2 separate regions of the Mus musculus genome follow, and region 2 is linked to region 1. The links are chromatin loops, found by intact Hi-C in ENCODE. Cell type or tissue: left cerebral cortex. All regions are shown on one strand. Links, peaks and the distances in the headings refer to the core of each region. The heading gives the core; the rest is flanking DNA.

The links. Hi-C counts contacts between places; a loop is a spot of excess contacts. Peaks named below come from ENCODE experiments on the same cell type or tissue, not always from the same donor. Only the 100,000 strongest peaks of a DNase experiment are listed, where the experiment ranks them.
Region 2: a loop joins it to region 1, with 2.4 times the contacts of the local background. A loop is called at or near these places in 2 of 42 quality-filtered maps.

What each region holds. Positions count from the first base shown.
Region 1 is chr13:58,538,035-58,548,239 of GRCm38, forward strand. Gm38494 (a long non-coding RNA gene) reads right to left here and starts at 8,443. Exons shown (of 3, transcript XR_382518.4): 1 at 8,050-8,443; 2 at 7,385-7,588; 3 at 6,937-7,183. It also overlaps the pseudogene Gm3131. In left cerebral cortex, for the core only: a CTCF peak has its summit at 5,331 (motif pointing left); DNase peaks (open chromatin) are centred at 5,329 and 6,173.
Region 2 is chr13:58,459,934-58,470,138 of GRCm38, forward strand. No RefSeq gene overlaps it. Among named protein-coding and RNA genes, the nearest start is that of Gm40966, 12 kb to the right of the region's middle. In left cerebral cortex, for the core only: no CTCF peak of the experiment used is centred there; a DNase peak (open chromatin) is centred at 5,465.

The DNA of each region.
Region 1 (10,205 bases), core at 960-8,959:
TCCCCAGCCCCATGCACACTCCGCCCACCACCATGTGACTCATCTGGGAAGGAGGAAGGCGCTCACCAGGGTGGAGCTCTGTAGGCACCATGCCCTTGAAGACCCCAAACTAGAGCAAGCCAAGACAGAAAGCTGTAGACCTGAGATGCCCTTGAAGACCCTCAACTCTAAGCTAAATAAGCATCCTTATTTTTTTTTAAATTCTTCTTTTTAAAACTGGTGTATGCTCAGTGTATACACTGCTGGGTTTCCTGAGGACATTTTTGTTTAATTTACTTTGGTAGTTCACTTTGACATGCCCTCTCATCTTACCCTCCTTTTCCGTTTGTCTCTCTTCGAGGATCTTCTTTTGAAGGTTTAGATGTAGAACGGAAAGGGAAGGATGCTGGAGAGACAAAGGGGGCTACTGGATAGGGAGCTGGTGAGTGAAAGGTAAATGGTAGAGGAAATGCCCCTTAGTTCCCTGCTTTTCCCCAGCCAGTCTGCTAACGAGGCTGTCAGACCTCATTGGCTCTCAGGCTATTGCACATTCCAGGCAAGCACTAAGCCCCTGCGCTACATTCCCAGGCCTGGCTGGATCTTTTACACAGAGTTTGTGGACTACTGTGTAGTTAAGGGCTATGTGTCTACCAGCTGTGCAGTAAGTCCCTTCTCTTCTGTTCAGCACTCAGAAGAGCTCTATCACTCCATGTTTCCCATGTGGGGCCTGGGAGGCTTCTTGATTCTCCTCTTTACCTGGTAGGGACAGGGGAAAGCTTTCAGAGGGCAGACAGCATTATGTTTTCTCTGTGCCTTTTTCATTCTGAAGAAGCGAACAATCTAATGTGAACTGTCATGGCTGACAAGATCACTGGATCATACTCTGGTGGCCCGATGGTGTGAATACTCAAAAGGGTCTCATTTGATGTCTCAGTGTCACCTGCAGGGAGTCCTTGTCACAGAGTCCTATGCCACCAGAGTGAGGAAAGATTGAATAGATGGACGGGAAGATGAGACCAAAGCGCTTGGTTGCGGTTTGGTTGGGCTGGCAATTTCCACCTTGCAACTGCAGCTCACACAGGTACTTAGATCAGGCTCCTCCAGGGAGGATCAAGTACATTCCAGTTTCTGAAGGATTTGCATGTGTAAGCCCGGCATTATCACTGTGGCTTGTGAGTATTAAAAGAGAAGGCAGAATCCTGGATCATCTCCCGTGAGGAGCTTTGCAGGATAGAGACTACAAAAGACTACATGATACCCAGGGCTGACTTTCCTAGCTCCGACTTCAGGTTTTATCTCACAGATACGGAATGCAGAGGCCCCTGGATGCTGTGCTGTTCTGACTGACCATGAGACGAGGCACGTCCCTGCGCATTGCCCTGCCTTTGGCTGTTGGGCTCATACTTACCGGTCTGCTTTGTGTTACTTACTTATGCTGTAGATTTTGAATCAGGATACTGGCCTAAACATTCAGAGTCTGGAGAATAATTTGTCAATTTGAAGTTATTTTCTATCCCTATAGAGCAGCCTGCCACCCCTCCTAGTTCAGCAGGCAATTTTAGCCTGACTAATGGGAACGACTAACTGTTCAGCGTCTCCTGATGTAGTCGTGATATGAAGCATAATACAATTTTTCCTGATGTACTCTAGTGAATACATATTATAATTTAATCCTTCAGGTATACTTTCCAGTGTGCAGATAATATGATAATGAGAGAATAAGCTTGATGGCAGAGCCTAGGGAGGCAAGGAGGCAAATAAAAGCCAAGGGCGGGCCTTCAGCTGGACTACTGGCATAGTCTCCTTTAAGGGCTACTGTTGTATGATAAAGGATCGCAGGTTGTATTTATATATTTGTGTATACTCACAAATGCATTTAGATGCATATATACACACATATATGTAGTGTATGCACATGCATAACATAATTATGTGTGCACCCATGTGTGTATCAATAATAATCAGAGGGAAGAAGAGGCTATTGCTTTGAGAATTGGGGCGGGGTGTCATGGAATGAGCTGAAGAGAGGAGACTTGAAAGGGGCCAAAGGGAGGAAATGGAAGTGATGTAATTATATTTTAATGACCATGTATAAAAATAAGGTGATAAATAGGAATGCTGTAGATGGAAGGCAACAGCTTTAAAGAGCACATTGTCCTGGACTGAACGCTGAGTTAGCTAAACTCGAAACTGAGGACAATGAGGAAGATGTGCAAGGTCTCAGCAGAAAATGAGCAGACATGAGAAGAGACGTCATCCCAGACACGGCTGTATGGCTGTGTGTAACCTAGTCATGTAGATAAATATGTACCGAGTAAGAGTGTGGAACCTTCCATGCAGGGATGTCATAGGGAACAAGACATCTTAATTTTTCTGTCTTACCAAAGGTCATTTTTCTTTTCTTTTTCTAAAGATGTATTTATTTATTTTATGTATATGAGTACACTGTAGCTGTCTTCAGACACACCAGAAAAAAAAGGCATTGGATCCCATTACGGATAGTTGTGAGTCACCATATGGTTGCTGGGATTTGAACTCAGGACTTCTGGAAGAGCAGCCAGTGCTCTTAACCACTGAACCATACAGAGGCCATCAGTGGGCAGCAGTGATGAAGGGAAGCCGTGACGCTAGCTCAGACCTGTGCTCACGCACACAGAGGACTGTGAACACGTCTGAGTGCACACCTCAGGAGGAGCCCCATGGAGACCCTGACCCATCAGCCGCACAGCCTCACTTCTTTCAATCTGAGTCCAGACGAGAGGAGTTTGGTGAGTGTTGTAATGGAACTGAATGGGCACCGGACTTCCTCCTGAGGCTGAAAAGGAGGGAGGGAGGCCAAGGATTCTCTGTTCAGGACATGCTGAACGCTCTGGGGAAGAGCTGAACTCGGGATCTTGATAGTGCTGCTGCTATCTGGTAAATCCCTTGGGCTAAGATTATGGAGTAAAGGATAAACAGACTACACATTTTTCCCTGGACACACCCAAACAGCAAATGAAATTTACACCTTGGCATAACTGCCAGAGAGTCCTGTGTTCTAGCCAGTGACTGCTGTACATGGATACATGTTTTTGTTTTTGTTTTGTGGTTTTTCAAGACAGGGTTTCTCTGTGTAGCCCTGGTGTCCTGAAACTCACTCTGTAGATCAGGCTGGCCTCAAACTCAGAAATCCACCTGCCTCTGCCTCCCGAGTGCTGGGATTAAAGGCATATGCCACCACTGCCCGGCACATATATACATGTACACACATGCACACACACATGCAGGAGTGCATGTGCCCACATACACACACACACATATGAGTGAACACACATGCATACAAACACACGCAGACATACACACATGAGTGCACACACATGCACACACATGACTCTGCAGGGAGGCACTTCTACTTGTCTCTTGTATGGTTGGTTGGCATCACATCCTCTGGTATTCAATACTGTTTATATTGACAATTTATCATGGTGATATTATGGCGACCTTTGTGTTGCCACTACATCAAGATGTTAAATGTATTAGTTTGCACCTCACAGGGTTTTTGTACGTCTGGTAAAGTCATTGGATTTGATCTGAGAAAAGTGGCTTTTTCTTCGGATAAATTTAGACAAGATCTGGGAAACCAAGGAGAAACCCGTCTGTATATGTAAAGGGTTAAGAGCAAGAGGTGGTGAGGTTTGGTGTCTGTCAATAATGAAAACATTGATTAAAAAAAACATTTCTTCTGGCTGACTCTGTAAAGAGTGAGTCTTTTCTACCAGATGGTGTGGTCTGATGTTTAAACCACATGGCATCGACTCAGTGACTCACTTTTATGCCCAGTACAATAATATGTCCCAGTGACAGACATATTCAGAAAAACGTAACACTAGATAATTCCACTGCTGTGCATCACATAGAGAACTCACACAGACCCCAGAGTGTCCTCTTGTCACAGTCGATCAGACATGGAGGGGCTGGCTACTGCCAACTGGGACACAGCTCCCTTTATTGCTTTTTAAAAACTGATCTGGGGCTGGAGAGATGGCTCAGTGGTTAAGAGCACTGACTACTCTTCCAGAGGTCTTGAGTTCAAATCCCAGCAACCACTTGGTGGCTCACAACCATCTGTAATGAGATCTGATACCTTCTTCTGGTGTGTCTGAAGACAGTTACAGTGAATTTATATATAATAAAATACATCTTTAAGAAAAGAAAATAAAAACTGTATGCGGTAGGAATGCAAACTGCGAAGATCCCCAGAGAAACCTCTCTCTTTGCACAGTGGCTTCCCCGGGGCTGCTCATTTAGAGGCCATGGGCTTGCTCCGTCGGGTAAGAGCTGTCTTACTTTATAGTCACGTGTTGGAGAGGAGCCCTCAGGGTGTCCAGAGTCTCTCATTACCCAGGTGAGGGCTGTGATCTGAGGCCCTTTTCTGCAGGGCTTAAAGCTGGATCACTTGGGGGCTTTTTTCTATGGTTTGAGTGTTTCTTCTGCTGAAGCCACAGCGCTCCTTGGACAGGGTGTCTGTCACACAGCCTCTCACAGAGGCAACAAACTGTCACGTAGCACAAGCTGCCACTGACATTTTTCCTTCCCCAACCCTGGTTTTCTGGCCTTTAGGGTAAAGAATTGTGACATGTTAAATAGACCACTGAAGTTCCCAAGAGACAAAAAAAAAAAAACAAAAAAAACTGAGCATCCATTCTGAACTAATTTGCTGAGTCATTTTAGGCACATTTATCTGCTCCGCTGTAACAGTTTCTTCTTTGGGGTGGGGGCTGCGGGGGTGGGGCTGGGGCGGGGACGACAACGACAGATAAGGCTACTATCTAACTATAGAGTAACTCACGGCTCTATAAGACTGTAGAAAGCTAAGAAGTTGTTTAAATTCCCTCATGTTTAAGTATTTGCCGTTGCGGAGAAAGAAATGGGGAAGGCAGCTCTGGGGCGAGGAGACTGGTAGGAACCAGAACGCATTTGGAGATATTTCCCCTCTTTATGAGGAAACATACATAATAAGAGAGTTCTGGGGATCTCAGAGAGTGGCTTGAAGCTTTCAGAGTTTCAGGATCCCTTCCTACACTGGAAAACTGGATTCATGCGGTTAGTCACTGGTGTTGGAATGAGACCATAGTCGAATGTGAAGGTTGGTAGTTGGGTTCCACTGTCTCGCATCTGAGCCAGGCAATTAGACAAAAGAATGGTGTTTACAGGATTTGGGGCATCAACTTGATTTGGGGCCCGATATTGGTTGGGGTGTTATTAATTTGTTATTTTGGGGGTCAGATGTCAGTCAGGCCTAAGACCAGGATAAAGGCGGTGCTCCCTGTGAAGTTATATGGCATGGCCCTCCCTGGGGTCAGTCTGCCCTCTTGTGGCCAGCTGTGGGCCTTGCCGCTGAGCACCATCTGTGCAGGCTCCTTGTTTCCGGTGGCCCTGGAGCTGGATGTGCCTGCTTTTTCCTTTCTACAGCTTAAACCTGACCTTTGTGAACGTCACCAAAGGTCTGTCAGCCATGAATCATGTTTTACCATGGTTCTCGGCGTCTGCCTGTGCCAGATCATTAGGCTTGGAAGCATTAAGTAACTTGCAATGAGGCTACTTAGTGGAACTGGGGTGCGAACCCTGGCCAGCGGACTCCTAGTGACCTTTCTACCCTTAGTACATGAAATGAAGAAGGAACACTTCCACCAAGCTCACAGGGCGCACCATCAGACTCAATATAATGATATAAGAGCAATTTCATAATGAGAGTATTTGCCCTCCCTCACCTAACTATAAATAAAATCACTATTTCAAAAATTACAGATTGCCCCCCCCCCCCGTCTGTCCTTCCTCGGCCCACAAAGCTGCTGACTTAGCAGATGGCTGGGGGATAACATTTCGACAAACACTGGGCTAGCAGTGCTAGCTAACTGCCCTAGGTCTAATATTTCAAAGTGCAGTTAGCTTGAGGACCGTATAGAAGCAGGTATTTGAAAAGATGGAGTTTTCTCTAAAGACTTGATTTTCCAGGCTGCGGAGTTGATCAGCGCCCTCTTTCTCTCCTCACCAATCTTTGTAAGGCCCTGGGACTGGATGCACACAACTAAGCATGAAGTTAAAGCGGGGTGATTCGATGAGGTGCTTTTAGCCTCTAAGTAGCTCTGGCCTCATGACATGCCCGGAACCAATGGGCATGGAGAGAACTTCCCTTCTCACCATAGCAACTGGTGCAAGCTAGTCTCCCTCTCTCTGTTTCCAGGCAGGGACTCTATACAGAGTCTATCTGTATCCTAGCAACGGGAGGATGCTACAGTTGGCTTTGGTTCCCAAATGCCCTGGAAACAAGGCTTTTCCTTCCAATCCCCCAACCCCTTTCCTTCTGTTGGTTCTCAGGTGCGGGAGCCCTTGAAGTCCTTAAAGAAGCAAGGTGGGAGGGGTTAGCCATGTTGGAGGCAGGTGTGAGGAAGTTCAGCCAGCAGGAAATGGGAAGTTTGAGCCTGGGGGAAGGGAGTGAACTGTATTCACAGAGGCAGCTTGGGAACTACTAAGTCAGGGGTGAACTGCAAGTTCTTTACTCTGTGGAATATCAGGATTTAACCCTACCTTGTCTGTGATTATAGAAGATGAAGAGTCATTGCTGCTGATCCCTGAAGTTTACTGGACAGACACATCTGTGAACCTAGTGTTCTGAATTCACTTAATCTTTAAGGCTAATTCTGTAAGGTAGAGAAATGACAGACAGACAGACAGACAGATGGGAGATAGTGAGATAGACTGACTGATAGATAAGCATCAGATGCTAATTAGGTCAGTAAAATAAAACTGAAAAGCCCACAAACTCTAACAAGTGGAACTTAATTATGTGCTAGAAGTGGCCTGTCTATCTAATGGAGGTGCGGATGAAGATTAGAGCTGAATGTTCTGGAAGATGAACTACAGATGGCTCATACACACACACAAAGACAGGGATGTATAACCTCACTTAACTAGAGAAGTTTAAATTAAAGCCACACCGCAGCACTTTTTCCTTTGTGTTAGTAAAATCTTGGCACTCGACTGAATCTTCATGGAGAGCATTGTCCTTTTGAAACAGCAAGTGACTGTGTCCTACGTTTCAGTAGCTCCATTTCCACAACGTCCCCAAAAGGTGTACTCACATGTGTGAAGTTGACAGCAGGGTGTGTGAAGGGTGCAGGAGGGTCCTCTAGACATCTATAGACAGGAGTCTGCTTGTGTGTTCCTTAGACAGGAGAGTGTGGGGAGTCAGATATTACAGAGCCCAGGGGCTGAGACAATGTCATCCCTGAGCCCAGATATCCAAAAAGGCAGAGAAGAGGCAAGCATGAGGCTGTGGATGTCATGAATCTCAGGAGTCACCTGACCAGGGGTACAGCTGGGGGTAACCAGGGGAACAAGCTGAGGATCTTGGATGATTAACTACCTTGTTGTTCTCTGTGTCAGATGAGGTGGTGAGGCCATTGCCCTAGAGTATCAGCTGGTCACCTCCTCACACGACGACGAGCTCACTACAGAAAGCACGACCTGGAGATTCAGTTTCTGTCTCCAGTCTTCACACTTGCACTGGGCCTCAGCGTGAGCTCTGCTGATCCACTGACAGGGTGACGTGTGCAGAGGCCGTTGGCTGCTGCTCCGTTTTGTGTTCATTTTGTGGAAATAAACCAAATAGACGAGTTATAAACAAATCATTAAAAAAGACAGATGCTGTGTTCAAAATCATGAAAAAGGTCTTTTTCACTACTGAAAGATAATGAAAGTTATCGTTAATTAGCAAAGAGCCCAGGATGTATCATTGAAGGATCCAGCAGGGTTGGAAGTTGCTGCCCTGCAGGACCAGCGGATCACCCTGCGTATGCGGTAAGCTGCAGGGCAGGGGTAGGACATAATGTTCTATATCTACTACGTGATGATGAAATTGCTAGCCCTCTCAAGGACCTGACTGCACACCACCCACCCTGTGGCTGCCATCACAGTGGTGAGGTCTGTGTGAACTAGGATCTTTCCCGCTGAGGGTGAGGAGTGGGGCCACTCAGACCAGAGGAAGATGCTAGAAAAGCCAGCGGTGACAGCTCTGAGCTCCGTGCTCACCTCCCAGCACAAGGCCTCCCTCGCCAACAGGGTGGATGCTGTGATGACGCTTAGCTGAGCTGCTAAAGCTTAACATGGTTTGCATCAAGAAGGTGCAGCCCTAGGGGTGGAGCCCTAGGGGAGTCTTAGCTGGTGGCTGGCGTCCTGGTCAGGAACACTTTCTCTTCTGCTAAGTTTGAGACGCGGCCCAAGGAGTCTAAGAACGCCAAGATTGCCCTCTTAAATGTTGAGCTGGAGCTGAAAGCAGAGAAAGATAATGCTGAAATCAGAGTCCACACAGTGGAGGATTACCAGGCAGTTGCTGAGCATCGCAGAACATTCTCTACGATGAAGTTAGAGCCAACGTCATCTTCTCTAGACTCCCTACTGGGGATGTGGCCACCCAGCGCTTTGCTGATGAGGACGTGTTCTGAACTGGCTTACAAAGTTGTTATGAAAACAGCCGAGCTTCTCCTCCAGCGCAGTTGTAGGAGCACAGCTCAAGGGCTTTAGGAAGTCCCCTCAGAGCCTGGTCCTCACAGACCCACTGGGGCTCGGTTTCTGTGAGGTAGCACCTGGCTGTTGTGTCTGGGTGGCATCTACACTACACACTGAGCAGGAATGTTTGCATAAACCCGTAACACAAGGCAAGTGGCCTTCTGTCAAATACCTGTATTGCTGATAAGGAGAAGGTGTTCAAGAAATTCATTTCCAGGGCTGGAGAGATGGCTCAGCGGTTAAGAGCACTGACTGCTCTTCCTAGAGGTCCTGAGTTCAATTCCCAGCAACCACATGGTGGCTCACAACCATCTGTAATGGAATCTGATGCCCTCTTCAGGTGTGTCTGAAGACAGCAACGGTGTACTCATATACATTAAATAAATGGATACATTTTTTAGAATTAAATTTTATTTTACTTTTTTACTTATTCACTTTACATCCCATTCACTGCCCCCTTCCTGGTCACCTCCCCACCTCCCCTTCTCTTGGCAGGTAGAGGTGACAGATCCCTGTGAGTGTGAGGCTAGGCGTGGTGTACATAGGAACTCCTTGGTGAAACTCAGAGAGAGAGAGAGAGAGAGAGAGAGAGAGAGAGAGAGAGAGAGAGAGAGCGCTTTCCAGTTGGTTCTTGACTCCTGGCATTCAGGAGTTAGAGGCGGGTGGATCATACTGAGTTCTAGGCCAGCCAGGGCTACATGGTAAGACCCTGTCTAAAACACAATTTAGGCTGGAGAGATGATCAATACTTAAGAGCCCTGGCTGCTATATTAAAAGAACTGGATTCACTTCCTAGCAACCATTTGTAACTACAGTCCCAGGGGACCCGATGCCTTCTTCTGATGTCTGTGGGTACTGTATGCAAATGGTGCTCCAATGTACATCCAGGAAAAAAAAACCATATAAAATTTAAGAATGTGAGAAAAAGATTAATTTCATCTTAATGTTGTCTAGAGGATCAGGAAAGGGCAGAGCGACCCCCACTCTTACTGGTTTAATAGGAGTCTGATTGGATTCTTTGTGAATACTTCAGCAGCAGCGTTTGAGTAAACAAATCCCTGAGTGAGTATCCAGCTGCAGCCTCCCTGAGCTCATAGCATCCTTCACCTCTCTCTACTTGGAGGACGCCATAGTCTGTTGCCATGGAAATAGTAGTCAAGTCACACTGCGACAAAAGATCTCTCCTGGGTCCTAAGGAACAAATTGTTTTCTTCTGTTTGGTTCGGTATCCATGGAAACGTGCACCTCCTGGACATTCTGCTTCCATGGCAGACTTTGATGAATAGACGATAGGAAAGTAAGTATCTCTCTGCCGTTTGAGATGTTCTTGTCAGGTAGGTATAGGGTAGGCATAGGGCTCTGGCTCTCTCTCTCTCTCTTTCTCTCTCTCTCTCCCTCTCCCTCCCTCCTCCCCCCTCCTTCTTTCTCTCTCACTCTTGCTGTCTCTGTCTCCCCTTTCTTACTGTGGAGTCTCACTGTATAGCCCAGGCTGACTTCCACAGCATGATCCTCCTGCCTCAGCCTTTCAATGGGGTCATAGGCTTGTAGGTTGTGTCTGACTGGATGCTTCCAACGAGACACACATGTTATAGAACTAGCCCATTTTCCAGATAAGCAGGAACCTTTTTCCCCCCTTTCACAATAACCGAATATCACAATTTTGAGCTGGCGGCACGCTG
Region 2 (10,205 bases), core at 1,151-9,150, 78 kb before region 1:
ATGTAGCTTTGGGTTGTGTTGTGTGTGCCAGACATGAGCTTTTGTGAGTGGAGACAGTGACCAGGGTGTTGGCCCCAGAGGCCCAGAACTTGTTTTCCTGACCTGTCCCCAATGTCAACCAGCCTTGTGGTCATTTGTTACCTGCTAAGAAGCTAGAAGGAGATACACACAGCTGGTGGACTCCTGGGACGTGTAATGTGCCCAGCCCTCTGGTAAATTCATTAGCCAGTATAAGGCAGGAACAGCATTTTCTCTCCAGTGGTTTCTTGTCCCCAGAAAGTTATTATTTACCCAGGTACACTCAGTGACTCACAAATTGTCAGCATCTTTCAAACATTACCTCCTCTGTCCACATCGACTCAGCCCATGGCCTCTACTTACACTTTGGATTTTTGCTACCTGTGTACCAAATGCCACCCAGTCAGTTGCCAGCCCTTACACACAGTTCACACTGGAGTCATGATGAACAGAAAGACATTTTATTTTTAAAAATAGGTAACACAGCATCGTTAGGAGGGGGTCACAAAGACATCTACATGAAAGTAAATTATTGTTTTTTTTAAAGGATCATTTAAATTTTAATATTGTTCCTTTTGATTGGAAATGTAACTGCATACATTTATGGGACACAATGAAATATTTTTATAAGGCTAGACAATTTAGCATGATTAAAGCAGTCTATTTAACATATTCATCAACTCTACAATTTTTTTCTGGTGAGACATTGAAATGTATTGTCAGGGATTTTGGAATATATAATATATTGTTATTTAAGTAAAGGCAATTTACTGCTCAGGGCAAATTTGCAGAGCAGTTGAAAGAAACCCCAGGGCCTATCACAAGGATCTCTAGACAGTTACCACAGATATGAACCTTAAAATGGTATGTCAATCTCTTTTCCTATGGTTTGCTGAGGTTTCAAGCCTAGAGCTCATCCAGTTTGCTGTTTGTCTCTTTTTGTCTGGACTGATTTTCTTCCTGAGCATGGCTCGTCATCTTCTGTGTTCTGCCGCTGTCTGCTCTCACAGAATCTTCCCTGTGCTCTTAGACACTTTGAGATTCTTTTTCTCTCTCTCCTGATTTTCTGCCTTGCTAGCCTGTTCCCCCTCTCCTTCCCCTCTTTCCTTCCTTCCTTCCTTCCTTCCTTCCTTCCTTCCTTCCTTCCTTCCTTCTTTCCTTCCTCCTCTCCTTCCTTCCTTCCTCCCTTCCTTCTGTCCTTCCTTCCTTCTTTCCTTTGTTCCCTGTTTGGTCTTTCTTTTCTTGCTACAACAGATTGACTCAAACTTGTTGGTTAACGTGGCTGAAGGGCTGTGTGTGTGTGTGTGTGTGTGTGTGTGTGTGTGTGTGTATGTGTGTATGTGTGTGTGTGTGTGTGTTACTCTCCTACTTGAGGCCACAGTCTGTCTCCTTGGTTCTCCCTGAAGCTTTCCTTTATTTCTTTAATTCATTGGTAATTGAGCTATTAAATTGTTTAAATGAAAATGTCAGACATCTTTGGTTAAAAGCTGTCAAAGTTTCAAGATAGCAGAAGCCTTCAGCTAAAGCCCTTTCCCCCGTTTGTTTTATGCCCGGCATGTTAGGGACTTCTCATCCTGCTTGCTTTTCAGACATCTTTTCCTAATGGCTAACCTATCTCCACGGCATCCTGTACATCATCTGCACTGCAAGTTAGAGAGATAAAGTCAGTCTTAGAAGTCAGTATACAAAACAAAGAGCGTAAAGGTTTCATTTATTCTATGGACTGTAGCTAGAGAGAAAAAGCCTGTATTTGTGTTTTTCTCGGAAGCCAAAGAATTTTTCTATTCTGAATTATTCTAGTAATTCAGTACCAAAGTGGTCCTTCATAGTCCTCAACACAAACAAGTGGAGAAGACTCAAACACTCGAGTAAAATGTCCCCAGGAAAGTGAAGTTACAGAATTGAGTTTTCACATAAGAATTTTTACTTATAATATCTCGTTAGTGTTTTCTCCTGTCTTCTGTCATATCACTGAACACGAAAAATCCCAATTATAAAAATAGCATCTCAAAAATATAACCCACTGATAGTAAATATTTAAAAAGTATAAAGCAGGGACCAGCATGATGGCCCAGTGGATAGAGACGTGGTTGCCTGTGCCTGACGACTTGACTTTGATCCTCCACACACGTGGAGCCGACTCACAAAGTCTTCTTCTGAAGTCCACACTCATGCTGCATTGTGTGCCATGCCCCCGACAGAGTGCGTACACACAACATGTTCACCCATAAATACGCACATGGAAAAGTTTATAGCAGAATAAGGAGTCTGTAGACAACCTAAAGCCTTTTTCTCCCTTAGCGTATACAGTACATGCATGTGCCATTATGATATTTTCCATAAAATTTAATGGCTCCATGAAATCACAGCTTTGTGCACTGTGATTTATTTACCTGCCATTCAATATTTGAGTCATTACCAATTTGGGATTGTTGGTAACTCCGCCTGTGCAAACATAATGACACAGAATTCTACATATGCTTTGGGTTATTTTCTAACATTCTTATGAATAGAACTGAGATGTCAAAGTGAGCACATGTTAAGGCTCCGTGAAGGATGCCACATTGCCTTCTAGAAAGGCTGAGAACCAGGACTCTTTCTTTACCTTGGTTCCAAACAGCGTGACTCCACTGTCCCCGTAAGCTTGCTGCTGAATAAAGAGAACGCTAAGGCTTCTCCTCTATCAGCAGTGTGACCTCCCTGTCCCCACACTTTCCTCTGTGGGTTTCAGCACAGGAGTTTCTTGAAAGACTCGTTAATGGTTAAGATCTCAAGAGCGTCTGGATTACGTGGAGACCTTTCCTTACTGTCTCCACCAATCCTGGACTGTTGTGTGAAGACCCTCCCTTCCTCACCGGAAGTCCCACCTAAAACCAACCTTGAACTTTCAGTGTTCGTGATTCCCAATGCTGCTGTCTCCTATGCTAGATGCAAAGCTGCAGAGCTGGTGTGCTCTTCTCTCAGGAAGCCTCAAGCTAAGCTTGCTCTAGCACGCTGTATTGGTGACAATCCATGCACCTTACAGGGTACAATACCTCCTTTGGGGATGGAGGGCTTGCAAATGGCACTAACCTGCTCCTGAGCTAGACCCTCTATGGAAACCCAGTCAGGTATGTTTGAGGCATAACGAAGATTAGTGAGGCAGGGTAGAGTGACAGTTTCCTGTAATTCCCTAATCTTAGCATGGGGGTTGGGGTGGGGGTGGGGAACAATGGGGAGTGGGGAGGAGGGGGCTTAGGCAAAGGCTAACCTGTGCTACATACCGGGATCCTTCTAGAAAAAAAAAAAACAGGGAGAGAGCAGGGATGGCAGGAGAGAGGGTAAGGAAAAAAGAGAGATAGGGAGAGAGGGAAGGGGAGAAGAGAGGGAAAGGGAGAGGAGAGGAAGGAGTGGAATCTACAGAATACCATCTAACCCTTCTACCAGGCACTTTCTGGGTTATGCCTGCTGTCCTGATTCAGTCATTAGCAACCTTGTCCTCCCTGGTGTTGGCATGCGTTCCACGGAGTTCTTCACTAGTCATCAGACCCCATTATGACCCCGTCCATCTTGTGCTCCATAATATTGTCATGAATGCTTTATCATCAACCAACAAAGTTCTCGGTTATTAACCTGTCTCCTGGCCAAGCCCTGGGTGGCGAGTTTTGTGTGCACTTTTCACAGTCCTCTGGGCAAAGAGTATTTTACAGCTATCTTACAGGTCTACTCTTGCTGAGCACTGCTGAGGACCGGCCTCAGTTGGCCCCTCTCAATCCGCAGGAAATTAGGGTTTCGGACAGGTGGGCAAGGAGTTGGTGCAGATGGGTGACAAACAAATATGGACACAAGGGAGTGTGCTGTATCTGAATGTAATTTGTCAAATCGAGCTTCAAACTTTTAATACAGAAGAAAATAGGGAAGTTAGGTGACATGTCAGCAAGGTACAATGAGGTTACCGGATGCTTAATGACTCTAACACAAAACAGGAATGCAAACGTAAAGACTGGCAGGAACTGGGCAATAAAACAACTGAGACAATGTCAGCTCTATCTAAGGTCAGCTATATTCTTAGAAGCCAGGTGTGAGGTCTTTACACACCCGGGGCAAGGGCTTTCACGCCCAAGCCATAGTTGTAATTTGAGAGTTCTCTCTAGCTAAGCTTCTCATGAATAATGCAATATTCTAGTTCCCCCTCAAATCACAGCCTGATCTACTTCCTAAACCATTGTAAATTCCTGTATATGGGAGTGACTTGGCTTTTATTCTGAGTGATTGTGTGGGGGTACTTTCTACTAATAAGTAATGTAGTCTGCCATACATAACTATAATAAGAATTCTAAACTTACTTTGCTAAGCTTGCCCTGAGATTTCTAACTCTATGTAGTAGATAGTAATGCCTGATTTTTTCACTATCTCTCTTACAATACTAGAGACAATTCTGAATGTCATTGAATAGGCAACATTCTTACTGAATTCCAAGCCTAGGGTTGGCTCAAGGACTACCTAGGGTATTGGTGAAAGCCAGGAAGCAAAGTTTGATTTTGCTTAGGTATTTGGCAAGTCATTGTTTGGAGGCACCTATAATAAAACAATACTGAAAGAAAGCACACAGATCCATTCACAAGGACAAGTTTGGAGCATTTGTTATACAGGATGCCAAGGTTCCAGGAGACTAAGTTTCCGTGAAACTCTTTGCCTCAGGACTGCTTTCAGGTTTCTAGGCCTGTCATGCGAGTCACTATTGGAGTGGTTGTAACACAGAATATATTGCTTTAAATGCTGGGTGACGGCAATGCCTGTGTCCATGGGGGGCATTTGGCAGCCATTCCTGTGGGTGATATGGGAGAGGTGACAACATGGCGCTGATGGGTAGCTCATCCCACACAGAGAGGCTTAGGAGGAGTGACACTTTTAGACACGTATATGAATGCCCCCAAATGCTGATGACACTCAGTGCTAGAATCCAATGAGTGCTGGAGTTTCAGAGTCACTCTGTTGTACAAAGATGTGAGGCCGGGGGTTTCTGCTGTCTACGATGGAAAAGACTTCAGTTACTAATCTCTAGACTTGAATTTTAAAATGTCTGTTATATCAGTAGCACTCTCAGAAGAATCATGGGATAAATCCCCAGCCTCTTCAGTTTGGATTCTTTTCTTTCTTTCTTTTTTTTTTTCTTTTCTTTTCTTTTCTTTTTTTTTTTTTAAATGTGGAGCTAGCCTTTTGAATTTCCTTGAGAAAAAATTAAAAAATTAGATTTCAATGTAGCTGGAAGGAAGTGGATACAACAGACAACACATTTGTGTGGATGGTAACGAAGCATTCACCTATAGATTTGTGTGGATGGTAACGAAGCATTCACCTATAGATTTGTGTGGATGGTAACGAAGCATTCACCTATAGGAGCATACTGTCAGTGCTGTTCCATGATTTACTTGGTATTTGGAAGGAAAAGCGTTGTCATGGCAACACTGCAACAAACAATGAGGAATGGAACGGCATACAGATGAATCACAGCTATACGTGAGGCAGAGAAGCAAGTGTTCCTTTAGGGTTGTCACAAGCTTAGTAGGCACAGAAAATGTTTTAACGAGGCATTCTTATTATTTTCCATGAGAAACAAACAAGCAAACAAACAAAGGGAGTATGTGGAGGGGTGAGGGATGTGATTAGACTTATTTCTACACTATTACCATAGCAGGGCATGAGGCTGTTGCTATAGCCTCATCTAATGGGATTCCAGCCTATTTACAGAATAGAGGTGTCTTCAGATGAGCTGTGTTCCACAGTGTGCACACATACACACACATCTATGCATGTGTGTGCACTTACATGCACATATGCACACATACATGCAGACATACATGCACAAACACATATGTACGTATGCGAACACACATGCACACATATGCGTTCAGCGTGGTTGAATCAGGGGCATGAATCTTTTCATTGCAGGGTGTGAGGCAGTGCACACTGACTCTACTAGTGACTGCAGGGGGGTGCTTGCTATGCTGAGCCTCCTCGGAGGGTGGGAATGCTGGAGGTATCCTGCTTGAGGCAATGAATCCGGGTGTCTCTGTGGTTCTCTAAGAAATTTCTCTTTGAGGTCCATTAGAGAGATGCTGTACATGGCTGTTAAGCTGTGTGGTTACATCCTGCTTATGTATGTCCCAGGTCTATACAGTGAATGCTTTTTGTAGATTATACTTTAGGGGAAATGCTGTCTGTTAACAGACTGGACTGTGTGGATGCCATGCCATGCTCCTGACTCAGCATCTGCCCTGGGTGATTCTTAAACTTGAGCCCCCTGAGGATCTGCTAAAATGTAGCCTGCCAGGCCCTGCTTTTGTAGCTTCTCCCTTTGCAAGATCCCAGGAATATTAATGCCTGTGGTCTGGGCTCTGCACCTTGAAAGCCACTGTTTTAGCCAAAATCAAATCTAATAACAATGTGTATGTGGTAAGGGGCAGACAAAAAGGGGCTGGTCAGGTCCTTAGTGGTGTGGCGTGTGCCTAGCAAACCCAGGGTCCTAGGTTCTACCCCCAGCACCACAAAAATAATTTAAAATCATCTTTTTGAAGATTTGGAATGTTGGTATTACAGGGTTTATATGTCTCCCCAAAAGTTCTTATGTTGGAAAGTTAATTTCCAAATTCTTTTCTTAGTGGTATTTGGGGAGATTGGGATTAGATGAGGTCATGGGAGCAAAGCCCCAGAGATGGCTCTGGGGTGTAAGTGGCTGCATGAGAAGGGGGAACCCACACTAGCTGCCCTGTGATGCCTCCACAGTGTTAGGATGCAGAGAGAGGACGTCACCAGACTGCGTACCTCACGTTTTGATTATTCAGTCTCCTGAATGAGCTACAGAAACTCGGCTACAGCTACACCTGGGATTTATATATGACGCATTCCATTTCAGTGACAGAAAATTAAACATTTGGTGTCATGGTTTCTCAATCCAGGGAGGTTTCAGTGGAGGAGACGGATGGAGCTGGGGCTAAAACTAAGTGAGGAAGAGGCTAGGCCCAGGCTCTCATCAGCACACAGGCAGGGGAGGATGGACTGTTTTCTGGATGTTTCTGTAACTGCAGACAGTCGGCGATAGAACTTTAAGAGCGTGCTTTTCAGTGTCTTCATCCTCAAGAAAACCAAATACAAAACCCCTATACTCTCCTCAGGCGAACCCCACTTCATAAGCTCTGCAGTGGGATTCAAATGCACACTAAAGTTGGAGGTATTCTGCTCGGAAAGACAGACTGCCAACATGGGCGGGACTCTGGACTGCAGAGTTTTAGCCTTGCCTCTGCCTTTTGTCAGCCGCAGGGTGCTTACTGGGCCCCAGGCCATGGGATGGAGTTGGGTTACTGATCCACAATTCTTGCCAGCTCTGCGATGCTATCTTTCTGAATCATGGCTTGAGGTACAGACCTTTCTTGCCTTTTTTGGGAGGCTTCTGAGAAGTGGAGTTCCTAGGGCCTCTTGGGTCTTTGAGCTCCGCCCCCCACTCCCTCTTTCTCTCTCCTGTAGGTTGATATGAATTCTGAGGTGCTGAAGGCAGTGCTGCTGAGGCCTTGCCATTCTCCAACCTCTGAAATCCCGTGTTCTCCACGTGTAATCACCAACTACGAGTTCAGCAGTGAGTGGTCCATAGACCGGGTGGGTCATCTCCACTCTGACAGCACTGGGAGTGACAAAGTCCTTGCTGAGGAGCCTCCAGGAAGCTGCTGGGCTGGCTTTGACTTTCCTCCTGGGAAGACCTCAGTACTTAAAGTAGTATCCAGGAACCTCAGGGTACTAAACTCCGTGTACGGAAAGGTGTAGTGCTTGCTTAGAACCCATGTGTGTTTTTCTACATTCCTTAAGTCATCTCTAGACTGCCCACCGTGTCTAATGCAGGATACATGGCATACAGATAACTGTCCTATTAGTTTAAGAAATAAGAAGCAAAGACACAGTCTGTGTATCAATAGATTCACCTCCTCCCATGCATCATGTGCTCTCTCTCTCTCTCTCTCTCTCTCTCTCTCTCTCTCTCTGGTACAGCCTCAGCTTAGAGAGGGGTTCCGGAGAGAAGGGGTGTTTGAGAGCTGTGGAAAAAACAACTTGAAGTCAGTCATGGGGTACAAGCTGACAGCCTGCTTTCTCTCTGGAGGTTTCTGAAGACCAAGGCCCAGTCTTTTATTTACATATCAATTCAGTCATTTACTCCAGGTTCCCTTTTGAGCCATGACTCCAGCCCCCCAGATTCTTTGAAAAAGACAGCAAGCACTTAAAAAAACAAAAAACAAAAACCCAACCAACCAAACAAAAACATTGCAAATGAGTTCAGAGATCTGCCTGCCTTTGTAAGCACAACCAATAAATTAGCTGGGTGGGATCCTGTCCTGAGATCACCATTCCAACCATGCCTGGACCTAAACTTGCTCTGTCCCAGGCTGACCTCGAACTCAGGATCCTGCCTGCCTTTGTATCTTTCTGACACGCTGGCTCATAGTACAGCTGCCTCTGTTCTTTTAGGTTTGTGAAGCCCCTTATACAATTCACATTGCATTCTTATATTTTTCATAGGTGAGAAGTTATATATTTTTGAACTCAAGTTTTCAGAGTTCCTTCTCATGCCTTAAGGGCTGTCCTGAAGCTCACAGCAGCCTCCCATTTTCTTGAGACATTAGACACATCCTTGCCTCCCGGAATCAAATGTCACCGAGTCATTAACATTGGCAGAGAGGACAGTCCCTGATAACCTTGGCAGGGAGAATAGTTCTAGAAGGAGAAACATGGACACACACACACACACACACACACACACACAAGCCTCACATCCCGCAACCATCCATATTCATGGAGGCCCATGCCCTGCTGGCTTTGACTTTGTTCTAGGAGTGGGAACAAGTTATTCTGTTTCTTTCATGCAGGACTTACTTGGTTCTCTCTCTCTCTCCCTCTCTCTCTCTCTCTCTCTCTCTCTCTCTCTCTCTTTCTCTCTCTCATAGATCTCACTATGTAGTCCTGCTGGCTGTATAGATCAAGCTGTCCTCAAATTCACAGAGACCCACTTGCCTAGCCTCTCAGTGCTGGAATTAAAGGTGTGCACCCGCCCCACAATCTGTTCATGTTTAATTGAATCTGAGGGTGCGGAACTATGGATCAAGGCCACACAGAATCCTCCTCCAAACTAGTGAAACCCTGTCTTAAGGAAATTATGAAGCCATATACCATATCGAAGTATTTTCAGACTTGAAACTTGAGTTAATTAATATTAGTTGAGCAGAAAAGATATCTGGTAGCCCAAGCTAATAGGAAAAGCTTCCTGTGGGAATGAATGTTTAATCGACTCGATAAGGTAGATTGTTTTAAAGGGCTTCAGACACATTTGTTTTCATGGTAAACATGTGTGTCTCTCTGTCCGAGGCAGAATTTCACCATGTAGCCTAGGCTGGATTCAAACCCAGAATCAAACTGCCTCTGCCTCCCGAGTGCTGGGATCAAAGGCGTGTGCCCAGATCAAACACATTTTTAAAAAGGACTTATTTAATCTATTTTACATACGAGTATTTTACATACTTTGTATTTTACATACTTTGTCTTCATACACACCCAGAAGATGGCATCGGATCCCATTACAGATGGTTGTGAGGTGGGTGCTGGGAAGTGAACTCAGGGCTCTGAAAAAGCAGTCAGTGCTCTTAACCGCTGAGCCATCTCTCCAGTCCTCAAACACAGTTTCTTAGGGCCAGCTCTCACTGGATCACATTTCATAGTCTCAAAAGAGCCCATCACCCAGATATATTATTAATTTAAACCTGCTTACCCCAAATCTGCCCAAATGAATTAACCAGCCCTCTGACTGTGAGGAGTCTCTTGGCTCCTGGGCCCTGTGGCCTGGAGGAAGCTTTAGCAGTTTCTTTCCTGACATCTGTCCCTGGAGGTTTGGTTTCTACTGAGGCCCCTTGACCTGCACTCTCTGCCCTGCAGCTCTTGGGATGGTCTGTTGGGAAACAAGGGCGGGGCCTCTTGAAGTGAGAAGCATGCGCAGAACCAGCCGGGCTTTCAGGCTGGTTCAGAGGTCAGAGGTGAAAAGGAAAGATCCCAGATAAAATGCTTTTCTCTGCAGCCTGGGAGGTTTCTAAAACAAAGCCTTTTGTCAGGCTGGGAGCATCACGCTAGCCCTGCATCTCGAATCTTCTTCACAGCATTGATTCGGGGCTGCT